2 separate regions of the Homo sapiens genome follow, and region 1 is linked to region 2. A link is an interaction called in ENCODE POLR2A ChIA-PET data of the cell type or tissue named here. Cell type or tissue: Caco-2. All regions are shown on one strand. Each heading gives the region's core, and the rest is flanking DNA. Links, peaks and the distances in the headings are about the cores only.

What was found. ChIA-PET counts read pairs that join two places held together with the same protein. Peaks named below come from ENCODE experiments on the same cell type or tissue, not always from the same donor. Only the 100,000 strongest peaks of a DNase experiment are listed, where the experiment ranks them.
Region 1: POLR2A ChIA-PET joins it to region 2 with 5 read pairs; 9 of 35 experiments call an interaction of 5 or more read pairs at or near these places.

What each region holds. Positions count from the first base shown.
Region 1 is chr1:153,761,852-153,764,351 of GRCh38, reverse strand. INTS3 (integrator complex subunit 3) reads right to left here. Exons shown (of 30, transcript NM_023015.5): 15 at 1,505-1,624; 16 at 990-1,119; 17 at 466-520; 18 at 131-234. Among named protein-coding and RNA genes, the nearest start is that of SLC27A3, 12 kb to the left of the region's middle. In Caco-2, for the core only: no CTCF peak of the experiment used is centred there; no DNase peak of the experiment used is centred there.
Region 2 is chr1:153,645,446-153,657,435 of GRCh38, reverse strand. CHTOP (chromatin target of PRMT1) reads right to left here. Exons shown (of 6, transcript NM_015607.4): 6 at 11,130-11,990. Among named protein-coding and RNA genes, the nearest start is that of SNAPIN, 7.3 kb to the left of the region's middle. In Caco-2, for the core only: no CTCF peak of the experiment used is centred there; a DNase peak (open chromatin) is centred at 1,945.

The sequences.
Region 1 (2,500 bases), core at 1-2,500, 110 kb before region 2:
GTACATGTGAGAATAAAAACACCAAGTGAACAGATTTTTCTCAAGTCTACAGTAAGGGGTCTCTTGGACTCAGGCTGTAAGAGCACCCTCTGGCTCCTGAGGCTCTGGAGTGAGGGAAAATCAGCCTTACTCCTCAGTAATCTCCTCAGGCAGGACCTCCCCTCGAAAGTGGGCCTTGAAGAGCTCCTGTAGGCAGGAAGCAAGGACAGACAGCTGCTCCGAGTCAAAGTCTTCCTGGGTGATGAGACAAGGGAGGGAGAGTCACTACCTACACCCAAGCCCTCCTGCCCCCACGATCCCAGTCTTGGAACTCATCTGCTTCCACCTCCAGGATCAGCAAGCTCCCCTCCCCACTATAAGAGGGACTCATCTAGGGGAGGGAAAAAGTGAGTTGTCTTCCCTGGGAGACGTGTAAGCTAAGCAGGCTAGGCTGCTTCCTCCCTAAGGGATTGGGTTCCTCCTCACCTCCAGGACCTGGTCCACAATTTCCTGCATGACCTCACACTGGGCCTCCGTATCACTGCAGGACAGAAATGAGAGGAAATCCCAGGGACATAAATGATAGCAGAGGGCAGGACACACACCCAGAACAGTGCACAAGCACACTCACATGCACAGAGACAAAACAAAGGAGCTCTGTGTAAAATCCCAGCTTGGATGGGGAGGCTTTAGGGCAGAATTGGCTGCTCTCTGGGCAGAGGCCCAAAGAAAAGGAAAATCCCCACCAATCCTGCCTTGGTTCTCAGAGGTTCTTCTCCCAAGAATCTGCAGAGTGGGAACTCAAGGTGTTACGGAATGAGGCTGCCCCACTCCCAGCTCATACTCCCTAACGTAAAGTGCAGAAGAACTCCCTCATGAAGCTTCAGCTACCTCTCCACACACTCCTATCATGTTTGCCTCCAACCCCCATCTCCTGCTATACCCATTAAGCACCAGGTAGAGAGCCTGGGGCTGAACCTCCTGAAGTTGAGAACAAGGTCTGTACCCACCTCCCCTTCTGTAGCTGGAGTACTTTGTCCCTCAGGGACTCATCCAACTGGTCAAGGTAAGGGGTGATATCAACTGGCTCCTCCACAACTGTCTCCTTGATAGGGTGGAAGCGAAACTCCCTCTTCTTTCCTAAAGGGAGTGATTTGGGAAAGAAGTCAGTTTGCCCAGATGCCAGCAACAGAGACAGTCCCCTCAATGACTTATCCCCTTCCTCACATGCCCTAAGTGTGCACCTGTTTCCTCAATGCTGTGTGAGTGCCTGAAGCATCTCCCTGACTGTGCACATGTACTAGCTCTTACAAGCAAACAAGGGCAGGAACCACTTCTTTTTTCCTTCCTGCCTTGAGTGTTAAGTACAGGGCTCTGCATTCTGGAGTCTCATCCAGATACCCTGTGAACAAAACTTTAACTCACAGGAATAAGGGTGACAGGAAGAGTGCAGAGAGGCTGCTTCTGGGAACTGGTCCTCTCAGGGCTGACACAACCCTGAACTAGCCCTTGCTGATGGCCTCACCTTTGCTGTTGAGATCCTCTTCATCGTCACTGAAGGCTGCCTCTGCATTGTCATAGCAACTCTCATCCTTATCCGACATATGGTTGTCCATCTCCATGGAAACTGGCTCCTCAATTTTGACTTGGGAGTAAAAAAAGATAAGGCATTTAATGGCCTCCTGGGTCCTCTAACATGCCCCATGCTTCTAGGAAGGGAGAATGGAGGGCAAGTGAGAGAATAAGGAGTTTATCATCTAAATGGAATACTGACCCTGGGAGGACAAACCTCTTGACAAACCTCTTGTCCTCACAACCCTCCATGACCTGCAGAGGGATGTTGCCAGGAATAAGAGCAACACTGGACATGACTCCTCTATGCTCAGCTCATTAGGATTGGTAACTAGAGTAAGATCAGGGACAGTCCGAAGTGCTAGTCTCACTCTTGTCGCCTGGGCTGGAGTGCAGTGGCGCCATCTCGGCTCACTGCAACCTCCCCGTCCCAGGTTCACGTAATTCTCATGTCTCAGCCTTCTGAGTAGCTGGGACTACAGGTGCCCGCCAAATACAAATTTTTTTGTATTTTAGTAGAGACGGAGTTTCATGATGTTGGCCAGGCTGGTCTTGAACTCCTGACCTCAAGTGATCCACCCGCCTCAGCCTCCCAAAGTACTGGGATTACAGGCATGAGCCACCATGCCCAGCCTCCAAGTGCTCTTTAATTTAAAACCAAGTTGGAAAATACTACTTGACTTAGACCCTTATCCCAAAACAAAGTGTGTATGTGTGGTAAGGAGATGGCAGTTGTATTGAGAGTAAGGTTTGAGGCCCAACATGACAAACTGTCATCAGAGGCCAGGGCCTAGAGCTGGGAAGAGAGATGGGCAAGTTAAAGTGAGATAAATATTGTAAATATTACATGAAAGCCTTCTAACTACTGAGCAGGAGTTACTAGGAGAAAAGAGTTAAGAGAACAAGAAAGATGAGCAAGTCAAATAAGATTAGATAAAGCAAGAGAATC
Region 2 (11,990 bases), core at 808-3,307:
GAGGCAGGAGAATGGCGTGAACCCGGGAGGCAGAGCTTGCAGTGAGCCCTGATCGCGCCACTGCACTCCAGCCTGGGCGACAGAGCGAGACTCCATCTCAAAAAAAAAAAAAAAAAAAAAAATTAGCCAGGCATGGTGGCTCACAGCTGTGGTCCCCGCTACTTGGGAGGCTGAAGTAGGAGGACCTTGAGCCTAGGAAGTTGAGGCTACAGTGAGCCAAGATCGTGGCACTGCATGCACTTCAGCCTGGGTGACAGGGTGAGACCCTGTCTCAAAAAATAAAAATTAAAAAAAATTTTTTTTTGAGACCGAGTCTTGCTCTGTCACCCAGGCTGGAGTGCAGTGGTGCAATCTCGCTCACTGCAAGCTCCGCCTCCCGGGTTCATGCCATTCTCCTGCTTCAGCCTCCCGAGTAGCTGGGACTACAGGCGCCCACCACCACGCCCGGCTAATTTTTTGTATTTTTAGTAGAGATGGGGTTTCACCACGTTAGCCGGGATGGTCTCGATCTCCTGACCTCGTGATCCACCCGCCTCGGCCTTCCAAAGTGCTAGGATTACAGGCATGAGCCACCGCGCCCGGCCATAAAAATAAATTTTAAAGTTTCCTTAGTTCACTTATTTTTCCTTTCATTTTTAGAGACAAGGTCTCACTCTGTTGCTGAGGCTGGAGTGCAGTGATGTTATCATAGCTCACTGTAACCTCAAACTTCTGGGCTCGAGCCATCCTCCTGCCTCAGCCTCCTAAGTAACTGGGACTACAGTCACCTGCCCCCATGCCTGGCTAATTTTTTAAATTTTTTTGGTACAGGCAGGGTCTCCCTATGTTGCCCAGGCTGTTCTCGAACTCCTGGCCTCAAGACACCCTTCCATGGTTTTCTTTTTCCCTGAGAATTATGAAGACAATGATTCCTTCCTTAGTTTAGTTCGGTTTGGTTTTTCATGGCTTTCCAGATAATTTACATCTGTCTCCTAGGCTCTAATGTGTTCCCGTGGCTCCCAATTCCCTAGGCCATGGGGAAGGATGTATGAGCAGAAATGCTCCTGGAGGACAGGCAAAGGCATCCATAGTGATAAATGGGCACCAGAACGTTCAGCTTTGAGCTTCATCTTCAGTAATAAAGGAAGATAAGGCATTTGAATCACTGTGAGATTTGGTGGTCAGCAGCTCTAAACCTAAGACCCCAACTGTGATAACTTTTTTTTTATTATTATTTTTTGTAGAGACGAGGCCTCCCTATGTTGCCCAGGCTGGTCTTGAACTCCTGCATCAAGCAGTCCTCCCACCTCGGCCTCCCAAAGTGCTGGGATTACAGGCGTGAGCCACCAAGCCCAGCCCCAACTGTGATAACTTTTAAAACCTTATACACTTACACTGGGTGGGGTGGCTCATGCCTGTAATCCCACCACTTTGGGAGGCTGAGGCGGGAGGATTGCTTGAAGCCAGGAGTTCAAGACCGGCCTGTGCAACATAGGGAGACTCCCATCTCTACAAAAAAATTAATAAAAAAAATAACTGGGCATGGTGGCACACACCTGTAGTTCCTGCTACTCGAGAGGCTGAGGTGGGAGGATCACTTGAGCCTGGGAGGTAGAGGTTGCAGTGAGCTGTGATCATGCCACTGCACTCCAGCCTGGGTGAAAGAGCAAGACTCTGTCTCACACACACACACACCAAAAACCACCTTATACACTTTTTGTCGTTGATTACGTTTGTATCCCTGTATCTTCCTCTCTGGTGATTAGAGGTAAAGCTCTTGCGAGAGGCTAGGAGCTTATTTTGGGAGTAAGTGGCAAGGCAACTGCAACCTGCTTCACAGTCAGGCCTTGGGAAAAGGAAGCCCAGGGGAGAAAGTAGTGACAGTGTTGAAGAGGAATGGAAAAGTGTTGAAATCTCTGAGGCTTGTACTGCAAAGAGAGAACAGGTGTTGACCTGGGCTGGGAGAGGGCCTTGGAGGTTGATGGCCCACTGTTTGCACAAGAAGCCCTTGTGTGTTAGGCCACTGTCCTTTCAGGTGCCTCTTCAATTCTTTAGATTAAATACTCCCTATTGCCGGATTTAGCAAACAGAATAAACAAAACACTTGGGACACCAGGTAAATTTGAATTTCAGATAAACAACAGTTTTTTTTTTTTTTTTTTTTTGAGATAGAGTCTTGCTTTGTTGCCTGGGCTGAAGTGCAGGGGTATGATCTCAGCTCACTGCAACCTCCACCTCCGGGTTCAAGCAATTCTCCAGCCTCAACTTCCCGAGTAGTTGGGATTACATGCGCCCGCCCCCATGCCTGGCTCTTTTTTTTTTTTTTTTAGATGGAGTTTCACTCTTGTTTCCCAGGCTGGAGTGCAGTCGCGCGATCTCGGCTCACTGCAACCTCTGCCTCCCGAGTTCAAGCAATTCTCCTGCCTCAGCCTCCTGAGTAGCTGGGCTTACAGGTGCCTGCCACCACGCCTGGCTAATTTTTGTATTTTTAGTAGAGACGGAGTTTTACCATGTTGGCCAGGCTGGTCTCAAACTCCTGACCTCAGGTGATCCACCCGCCTTGGCCTCCCAAAGTGATGGGATTACAGGCGTATGCCACCGTGCCCAGCAACAACAAATAATTTTTTAGTATGGTTATCTAGTAATCTGACTTCAAAGGCTGGTTCTCTGAGGAAAAGCATGTGTTTTGTTTTTATGCTTTCCTTTTTCTTGAACTTTATTTCTCATGGGGTCTATTGCAAAGGCCTCCTGACTGATCTTGCCTGTAGTCTCTATATTCCAGGTCAGTCTGCATTCTGAAATACCAGTCAGATTTCATAATACCCCTGCTTAGAGAAAAGTAGTGCTGAAAGGAATTTTAGACTCTGTCCTTTGTTCCTGGGACACTTGTGAGGAAAACTGGACAAGGGTCTTGAAGAATCCCTGAAATTTGATAAGAGGTTGAAGGCCAGTGCTAGTGTAATTTTTCATTCTCTAAACATTTATCACACTTTAGGCCCAAGGTATTCAGCACAAAAGCCCCTTCCTGCCTGCCTTCACCTGTATCGTATAGCTGTGGCCCTCCTCCAGGCCTTGGCTTTTCCAGAGAGACTGAAGATGCAGGTCCTAAGAATGCCCCTTCCCATCCAACTACTGCACATACAACCACCATGCTGTTTGTATGTCAGGGTCCAATGAAGAGAGACAAATGACACAATATCAACAGGGATAGTTTACTGTAAAGAGTTATCAACTCTATTTGGTGATGGGGGATTGGAGTAATGAGGAATTGGCTAATAAGCAGAGAGAACTCTAAAGCACATAGGAAGAGCAGATGTTAGGAGCGGCTGTTACTCCTAGAGTTAGAGCACACAGGGAAGAGCTCTAGCCACCAGGTCTGAGATCCAGACATTGTTGAAAAGGGCATGGCTTGGCCGGGTGCAGTGGCTCATGCTTGTAATCCCAGCACTTTGGGAGGCTGAGGCAGGTGGATCACTTGAGGTCAGGAGTTCGAGACCAGCCTGGCCAACATGGCAAAACCCTGTCTCTACTAAAAATACGGGTGTGGTGGCACATGCCTGTAATCCCAGCTACTCAGGAGGCTAAGGCAGGAGAATCGCTTGAACCCAGGAGGTGGAAGTTGCACTGAGCCAAGATGGCACCACTGCACTTCAGCCTGAGTGACAGAGCGAGACTCTGCTTCACACACACACAAAAAGGCCGGGTGTGGTGGCTCATGCCTGTAATCCCAGCACTTTAGGAGGCTAAAGTGGGTGTATCACTTGAGGTGAGGAGTTCGAGACCAGCCTGGCCAACTTGGTGAAACCCTGTCTCTACTAAAAATACAAAAATTAGCCAAGTGTGGTGGTGAGCACCTGTAAGCCCAGCTACTTGGGAGGCTGAGGCAGGAGAATCTCTTGAACCTGGGAGGTGGAGGTTGCAGTGAGCCGAGATCAAGCCATGGCACTCCAGTCTAGGTAACAGAGTGAGACCCCATCTCAAAAAAAAGAAAAAAAGAAAAGGGCATGGCTGTGGCTCACTGAATGACTCAGAAGTTGCTCTGATGGCATGTTGGTGGAATGTGCCAGAAATCTGCCTTCCAGAACTTACCTCTAGAATTCTACACTCTAGAGTGCCTGGGAAAGCTGTGTATGGGAGGTGGCTCACAGGAGGCATTCCCTTATGAAACAGCCTGAAGCTGCTGCCCACTGGGTACTACTGGCTGCCATGCACTGCCGGAGATGAGTCCTGAAGTCATGTTCCGGGACCCACCAGAACAAGGAAGTAATGGTTCCTCCTGAAATGTTCCTCCAGTGTCCTCTATTGACAAACATTGTGCCAGCTGTCAAAGGAAAAATATTTAAAGGATTCAGAATCATTTTCACAGAGCTGGCAAAAAAGATTAATTTAGAGCTACAAGGTTCTTCCTGGTTGTGCAACAGCTGGAAAATTCACTTGTCTGCTCTACAGGAAGCTCTAGATCTAAAGTACGATTTTATTCACTTGGGCACAAGTCACAGGGAAATGGTGTTCCCACCTCCAAGGCCTGATCACCACCCAGAAGGCTTCTCTAATGAGTCTTGTTTTCCAACCTCCCCATTTCTGTTCCAAGTATTTGGTTTTCTTAGGAGGAATTGTATCATAAAGGAAAAGTATGAGCAATAAAAGGGCAGAGGGTACCTACCGAGATATGAGGAGAAAGGGAGGAGGAGAGGACAGGGAGGGGCAGATTTAGTGAGACGTTGTGCAGGAAAATTCAGAGACCATGATCCTCCTGTATTCCAGCAGCCTCCTATGGTTCTCCACAAGCAAAGCCCACTTTCTGCAGACTGCCTCAGAGAGCCTGTTGGGTTTCTATCTTCCCCACAATTGTCCAGCATAGGGGATTTACAGCTATTTATATGGGACTTATATACATATATGTGTGTGTGTGTATATATATATATGTCTATGTATTATATATATAAAATTATATATATATAATTATGTATGTAAAAAATTATATATATATATAATTTTTTTTTGAGACAGAATTTCTCTCTGTTACCCAGGCTGGAGTGCAGCGTGTAGTTGCATGATCTCAGCTCACTGCAACCTCTTGCCTCCCAGGTTCAAGTGATTCTCCTGCCTCAGCCTCCCAGGTAGCTGGGACTGCAGGCGCACGCCACCACACCTGGCTAATTTTTGTATTTTTAGTAGAGATGGGGTTTCACCATGTTGGCTAGGCTGGTTTTGAACTCCTGACCTCAAGTGATCCATCTGCCTTGGCCTCCCAAAATGCTGGGATTATGGGCATGAGCCACCATGCCCAGCTGATAGTGGACTTATATTTTACAAGCATTTTTATGTCTAAACTCTCACCTGATGCTTACAGTTGAGCAGACTGATGCTTGGTGGGGCACCCTGACCTGCAGCCACACAGCCTGGTCAGCTAGGGCTGGGGACCCAGCTGAGCTTGGGTATGGTGTATAGCACCTGGGTTCAGCAGCTGTGGTGCCTGGTGCAGCTGCATCTCCATTCAGCAGGAGGTGTGGATGATGATCTGGTGCAGTTAATCTGGCTGCCAGCCATTACAAAACTTAGGCAGCAGATGCATAGGTATTTACTGCCTGGCATCCATCACGATGCCTGCAACCTCTGCAAGCCCTGGGTGGGCAGAGAAAATGGAGCTCAGGTTGAGTTTGATGTATTATACAGCTTTCCACCATCTCTCTAAACATCTCGCTTTCTACTGGTTAGTTTGTTTTGGGGTGTTTTTGTTTCTTTTTTTTTTTTTTTTTTTTTGAGACGGAGTCTTGCTCTGTCGCCCAGGCTGGAGTGCAGTGGTGCAATCTCAAATCACTGCAACCTCTGCCTCCCTGTTTCAAGAGATTCTCCTGCCTCAGCCTACTGAGTAGCTGGGATTACAGGCCCCCTGCCCCCATGCCCGGCTAATTTTTGTATTTTTAGTAGAGACAGGGTTTCACCATGTTGGCCACGCTGGTCTCAAACTCCTGGCCTCAAGTGATCCACCTGCCTCGGCCTCCCAAAGTGCTGGGATTACAAGAATGAGCCACCGCGCCCAGCTTGTTGTTGTTGTTGTTGTTGTTGTTTGAGACAGAGTCTCACTCTGTCACCCAGGTCGGACTGCAGTGGTGTGATCACAGCTCAATGTAGCCTTGTAGCCTTGACCTCTTGGGCTCCAGTGACCCTCCCACTTCAGCCTCTCAAGTAGCTGGGACTACAGGCACATGCCACCACACCCAGCTTCTATATATATCTATATATCTATCTATATATCTATATATCTATATCTATCTATATATCTATATATATATCTGTTTTGAGATGTAGTTTTGCCCTTGTTGCCCAGGCTGGAGTGCAATGGTGTGATCTCGGCTCACTGCAACCTCTGCCTCCTGGGTTCAAGCAATTCTCCTGCCTCAGCCTCCCGAGTAGCTGGGATTACAGGCCCCCTGCCCCCATGCCCCGCTAATTTTTGTATTTTTAGTAGAAACAGGGTTTCACCATGTTGGCCAGGCTGGTCTCGAATTCCTGGCCGCAAGTGATCCACTCGCCTTGGCCTCCCAAAATGCTGGAATTACAGGCGTGAGCCACCGCGCCTGGCCAAAATCTCTTTTTTTTGAGATGGAGTCTCGCTCTGTTGCCCTGCTGGAGTGCAGTGGTGCAATCTTCGCTCACTGCAACCTCCACCTCCCGGGTTCAAGCAGTTCTCCTGTTCCTCAGCCTCCCCAATAGCTGGGATTATAGGCGCCCTCCACTGCTCCCGGCTAATTTTTCTATTTTTTAAATAGAGATGAAGTTTCACCATGTTGACCAGGCTGGTCTTGAACTCCTGACTGCAGGTGATCCTCCTGCCTTGGCCTCCCAAAGTGCTGGGATTATAGGTGTGAGCCACAGCAACTGACCTTTTTTTTTTTTTTTGTATTTTTTATAGAGATGGGGTTTCACCATGTTGACCAGGTTGGTCTCAAACTCCTGGGCTCAAGTGATCCTCCCACCTTAGCCTCCCAAAGTGGTAGGATTACAGGTGTGAGCCACTGTGTCTGGCCACTACTGGTTAGTAATGGCTAGGAAATAACAACTCACTTTCTCCCTGTCTTCAACTCAAGAATCACACCTAGGTCAGACTTCCTACCTAGGCCACTTCCAGTCTGTCTCCCTGCTCCCTCCCATATCTCCACTAGGAAAAACTTCATAATACTCACGTCCTGTACCCCTCTAGTTTTATGGGCTGCATGGGATCGGGTGCCCCTATGTTCCCCCAATAATCTTAGTCTATTGACTTCCTCCCCACTCACCCATGGCAGGGCTAATGTCCCCCAAAGAGTCAGACCTAGGGATCTCACTCCCCATGGCCACTGCGCATGTGCTGGGGCCACCTGCTGCTGTGTCTGCCACAGGCTGACTGGCACAAACACACACTTGGCAGGAAGCTGGTGGTCAGGATACACTGCCAACCCAGCTGTGTCCACACTGCCAATCCTCATCCCTGCCAGAATCCTGGAGCAGCTTGTTTTCTTGGGGTGATGAGTTGGGTGCTTTTGGGATTTCAGTGCCTGCAAGCCTTTCTGTTCTAGACTTTAGGTCTCTTCTCATCTCCTGGAAGCACTGGCTCTTCCCTGCCTCTCAGACTCTTCTGACTCTGTTCTCCCCATGCTTAGGTTGAACTGCCTTCTCCTTGCTGGCTACCTCAAGGTGGGTTCTGGGGTAGGCCCAGGTGGAAGCTCTGCCGGAACATGCTATATTCTCTCAGGCAGCACACATAGTGCACTCTGCCTGGAGGGCACCTGCAACCTGCACCCTCTGTAGAGCCTGGGTGGGGCTTAGAAGAAGGCCTTTCTTGTGGGAGAGAGGGTTCACAGAATGGTGTCTGGTAATGCCTTTAACTGGGGAGGAAGACCTGAGAGTCAGACTTCTTTGGGCCTCTGTGAGCTCCAAAGGATAGGGATGAGGATATTCCTGGTACATCCTGCTTTCTGGGAGGCCAAACCTCTGTTTGGGGAGCCTTACGAAGCTTCAGTGGAGGAACTGGAGGGGCAGCAGTAGAGGTGGGAGCTGGGAGGGGTTAGGGCAGGTAGTCAGGTCTGTGGTTCAAGCTATCTTAACTGGTGCTTCTGGAGAGCTGCCATCTGCCCACATCCCCCATGGGTGAATTATCTGGCCAGGCCCCAGGACTCCTGCTTATCACAAAGGGGTCAGAGGCTGAGGGTGAGGTCCTGCCTTGGCAGTGCTGAGGAAAACATTAGGGGCCTTTCTTCTTTTATCTTTCCCGTCTACCTTTCCCCCACCTCCTTTCTCTTCTCTGTTGTCTGAACTGGCTTTCCTCTTGAAATTAAACTCCTGAGAGTATGTGCTTTGAATTAAAATCCAAAGGGGATGCTGGGTGCGGTGGCTCATGCCTGTAATCCCAGCACTTTGGGAGGCCGAGGCGAGCAGATCACCTGAGGTCAGGAGTTCGAGACGAGCCTGACCAACATGGAGAAACCCTATCACTACTAAAAATACAAAATTAGCCGGGCGTGGTGGTGCATGCCTGTAATCCCAGCTACTCGGGAGGCTGAGGCAGAAGAATCCCTTGAACCTGGGAGGTGGAGGTTGTGGTGAGCCCAGATCGTGCCATTGCACTCCAGCCTGGGGAATAAGAGTGAAACTCTGTTCCAAAAAAAAAAAAAAAATTCCAGAGGAAAGCTTTAGGACTTTCTGAAGGAACCCCTTCCCCCATCTCCTCATGGATGTGTTTAAATCTTCAGCTGATAATCACCTTACACTAAAGGGTAAGAAACAAAATCGCCAGGCGTGGTGGCTCACGCCTGTAATCCCGGCACTTTGGGAGGCCGAAGCAGATGGATCACGAGGTCAGGAGATCGATACCATCCTAGCCAACATGGTGAAACCTCGTCTCTACTAAAAATACAAAAATTAGCTGGGTGTGGTGGCGCATGCCTGTAATCCCAGCTACTCAGGAGGCTGAGGCAGAATTGCTTGAACCAGGGAGTTGGAGTTTTCAGTGAGCCAAGATTGCACCACTGCATTCCAGCCAGGCAACAGAGCGAGACTCCATCTCAAAAAACAAAACAAAACAAAAAAACAAACCAAGACTAAATGGAGCATTTAGTGAATCCTTTAAAGAGACCTCATGGGGATCTTAGCTGTCCCAGGCTGCCCACACAATGAGGCCTATGACTGGGGGCTGCTGCCACCATTAAGGGTCCCAGAGCTGTCCAGGGCCTGTCTCCACCTTCAAGAGTCATCCTGCCCTGCTTCACAATGCTCCCCTCTCCTTCCTTCCTTGCCCCTGGTACAGGTGGTCAGCCAGGGTCCCCAGCACGTCTGACTGGGTCACTAGCCAGGGTGTGACGCAGGTGGGAGAGCCCACCGAGGCATAAGTGGGAGCCTCTACCCTAACCCCTGCTGGGTCCATGGAGCTATCTATTCATAGCAGCAGGACCACCTTTTTTTTTTCGAGATGGAGTTTCACTCTTGTTGCCCAGGCTGGAGTGCAATGGCGCCATCTCGGCTCACTGCAACCTCCGCCTCCCGGGTTCAAGTGATTCTTCTGTCTCAGCCTCCCGAGTAGCTGGGATTACAGGCATGTGCCACCACGCCCAGCTTATTTCATATTTTTAGTAGATACGGGGTTTCTCCATGTTGGTCAGGCTGGTCTCAAACTCCCGACCTCAGGTGATCTACCCGCCTCGGCCTCCCAAAGTGCTGGGATTACAGGCGTAAGCCACTGTGCCCAGCCTCAGGTGTTCTTTTAGCACTGTACCTTTACACTTGGTTCCCTCTGCTTGGTGTATTTTCTCTACTTTCCCTTGTCTTAAAAGATCCAGCTCATCAACCTCTTCCCTATGCTCCTAATGTTACCCTTACAAAGGATGCCTTGTGTTGGTATGGCAAGCCCTCAGCACATGGCAGCTGAATGAAAGGCTGACCCAGAGGAGGTCAGGTTTACTCACCTTGTCCCACACGACCAGTGACTGAGGATGACAGGGACACAGGCCTCAGGAGACCCTGGGAACTGTAGTGAGCAGTAGGTGGGGCTGGAGGACCCTTGGCTGATAGGAGAGTTCCCTGTGCCCCACATAAGCGATTTGGGGATAAATTCTTTCAATGAAGTAGGAAGGACATGGAGGTAGAAGGAAGGAAGCCTAGGCTACGGCAGTCACCTCCTTTATAGAGAACTCTTAAGCATCAGTCTCCTCTGGGGTAGGAGGGAGCCTGGCATTTTGCACTTGTTTGGGTTGTTGGGGAGGTTGGCTGGGAGGGGAAGTCCTCATGCTTTAGCACTGGAAAAGGCAGAAGGAGCTGAACTGGGGATTCAGTTCTGCAGTCACCGTCCAACCTGTAGCCTTCTGCTAGACCCCCACTGCCCATCTCCCTTGGGACCTACAGACACCCCACATCACAGGATTCAAGTTTGGGTTGTCCTGACCAAAATTTCCTTCCCAGCCCCCAGTAAGTACAACCTCCTGGCAGTTTAGGGTGAAAGGCAGCCCAATGACAACTGGCTTGGCTGGGCGCTACTAGGTTCTTTTCTCTTCAGCTCTCAACATAGGGAAAAAGGGAAATATGTGCCAGGGCCCAAGGGCCCAGAATGTTGCCCAAGACAATCTTCCTTGAGTTTTTGTGGGCGTGGTGTTATTTCTGCAGAGCTCAGAGGAAGTCAAATTCTTCACTTTCTGCTCAAAGCCACAGGCTCTCCAGAATTTTAACACAAGTAAGAAGAAAGAAACTCTCAACCATACAAGGGGTATATCAAGACATCATTAAAGTGGCTGGGTGCAGTGGGTCACGCCTGTAATCCCTGCACTTTGGGAGGCTGAAAGTGGGTCACGCCTGTAATCCCTGCATTTTGGGAGGCTGAAGCGGGTGGATCACCAAGTCAAGAGATCAAGACCATCCTGGCCAACATGGTGAAACCCCATCTCTACTAAAAATACAAAAATTAGCTGGGTGTGGTGGCACATGTCTGTAGTCACAGCCACCCGGGAGGCTGAGGCAGGAGAATCGCTTGAACCAGAGAGTTGGAGGTTGCAGAGCCAAGATCGCGCCACTGCACTCCAGCCTGGTGACAGGAGCGAGACTCGGTCACAAGAAAAAAAAAAAAAAACATCATTAAAGTAGCCATGGCATTTTGAGGCACCTCAAATAAAGAGAGTCCTGGGTGGATTTAAGCGAACAGTTTGTTATAATGAACCAGAAATACAAGATTCCACTGAAACTGAACAGTTGACAGAATATGGTTGAACTTAAACCTTCAAGGGAAACAAGGGCAAAACAAAGCTAATGAGTGGAAAAGTCCAAGATTAGTTTGGGATAAACATGAGGATATAATTGCATTTTAGCATGGCTATCTTCTGACCTCTTCCAGCAGTTCGTCTGCCATCATTCTCCCTTCTGACACACCTACCAAATCAAATGGCTTCTGATCCTCTATATTGCAGTATAAACCAACCCTATAGTACCCCTCTGGTCATGATACAAACCCAGAAGGAAAGTCTGTAAATCTCATACAAAGGTAGAAAGTGCAATTCAACCCAACACGCTGGTTATGGTATATGTGCTGTCAATGTACATGGTAGCAACTTGAATCAAACCAGAGCTGCTACCACATGTAAGCAACCTCTTATGCTGCCCTGTAGTGATGTCAATGTTCTCAGTTTACTAAATTATCAATGTGGAAGAACGCATTTTTGAGCTCCAGACCTTCTAAACATTTTAAACAGGCTATCGAAGAGGATGTAACAGAACCCTATTTCAGAAACCTAAGGATCAGGGAGGAAGGAACACTGACCGGTTTTTCTGGGATGTTTCTGTGGGGGCAACAGGGATGAACAAAAGAAATGTTAGCATGTCAGAGCATATGACAAGTGAGGGGAGACAGAGGTAGGAAGAGGGTGTTCTAGCCACAAGGCTAATGCATTTGTGTTCAAAGAGAAGTCTGGGCAAAGGAGGGGAAACCCCCCCTCCCCCCTAAAAAAACAAAAACAAAAAACCAAATCAAAGGACAAAAGGGTTTCATACAA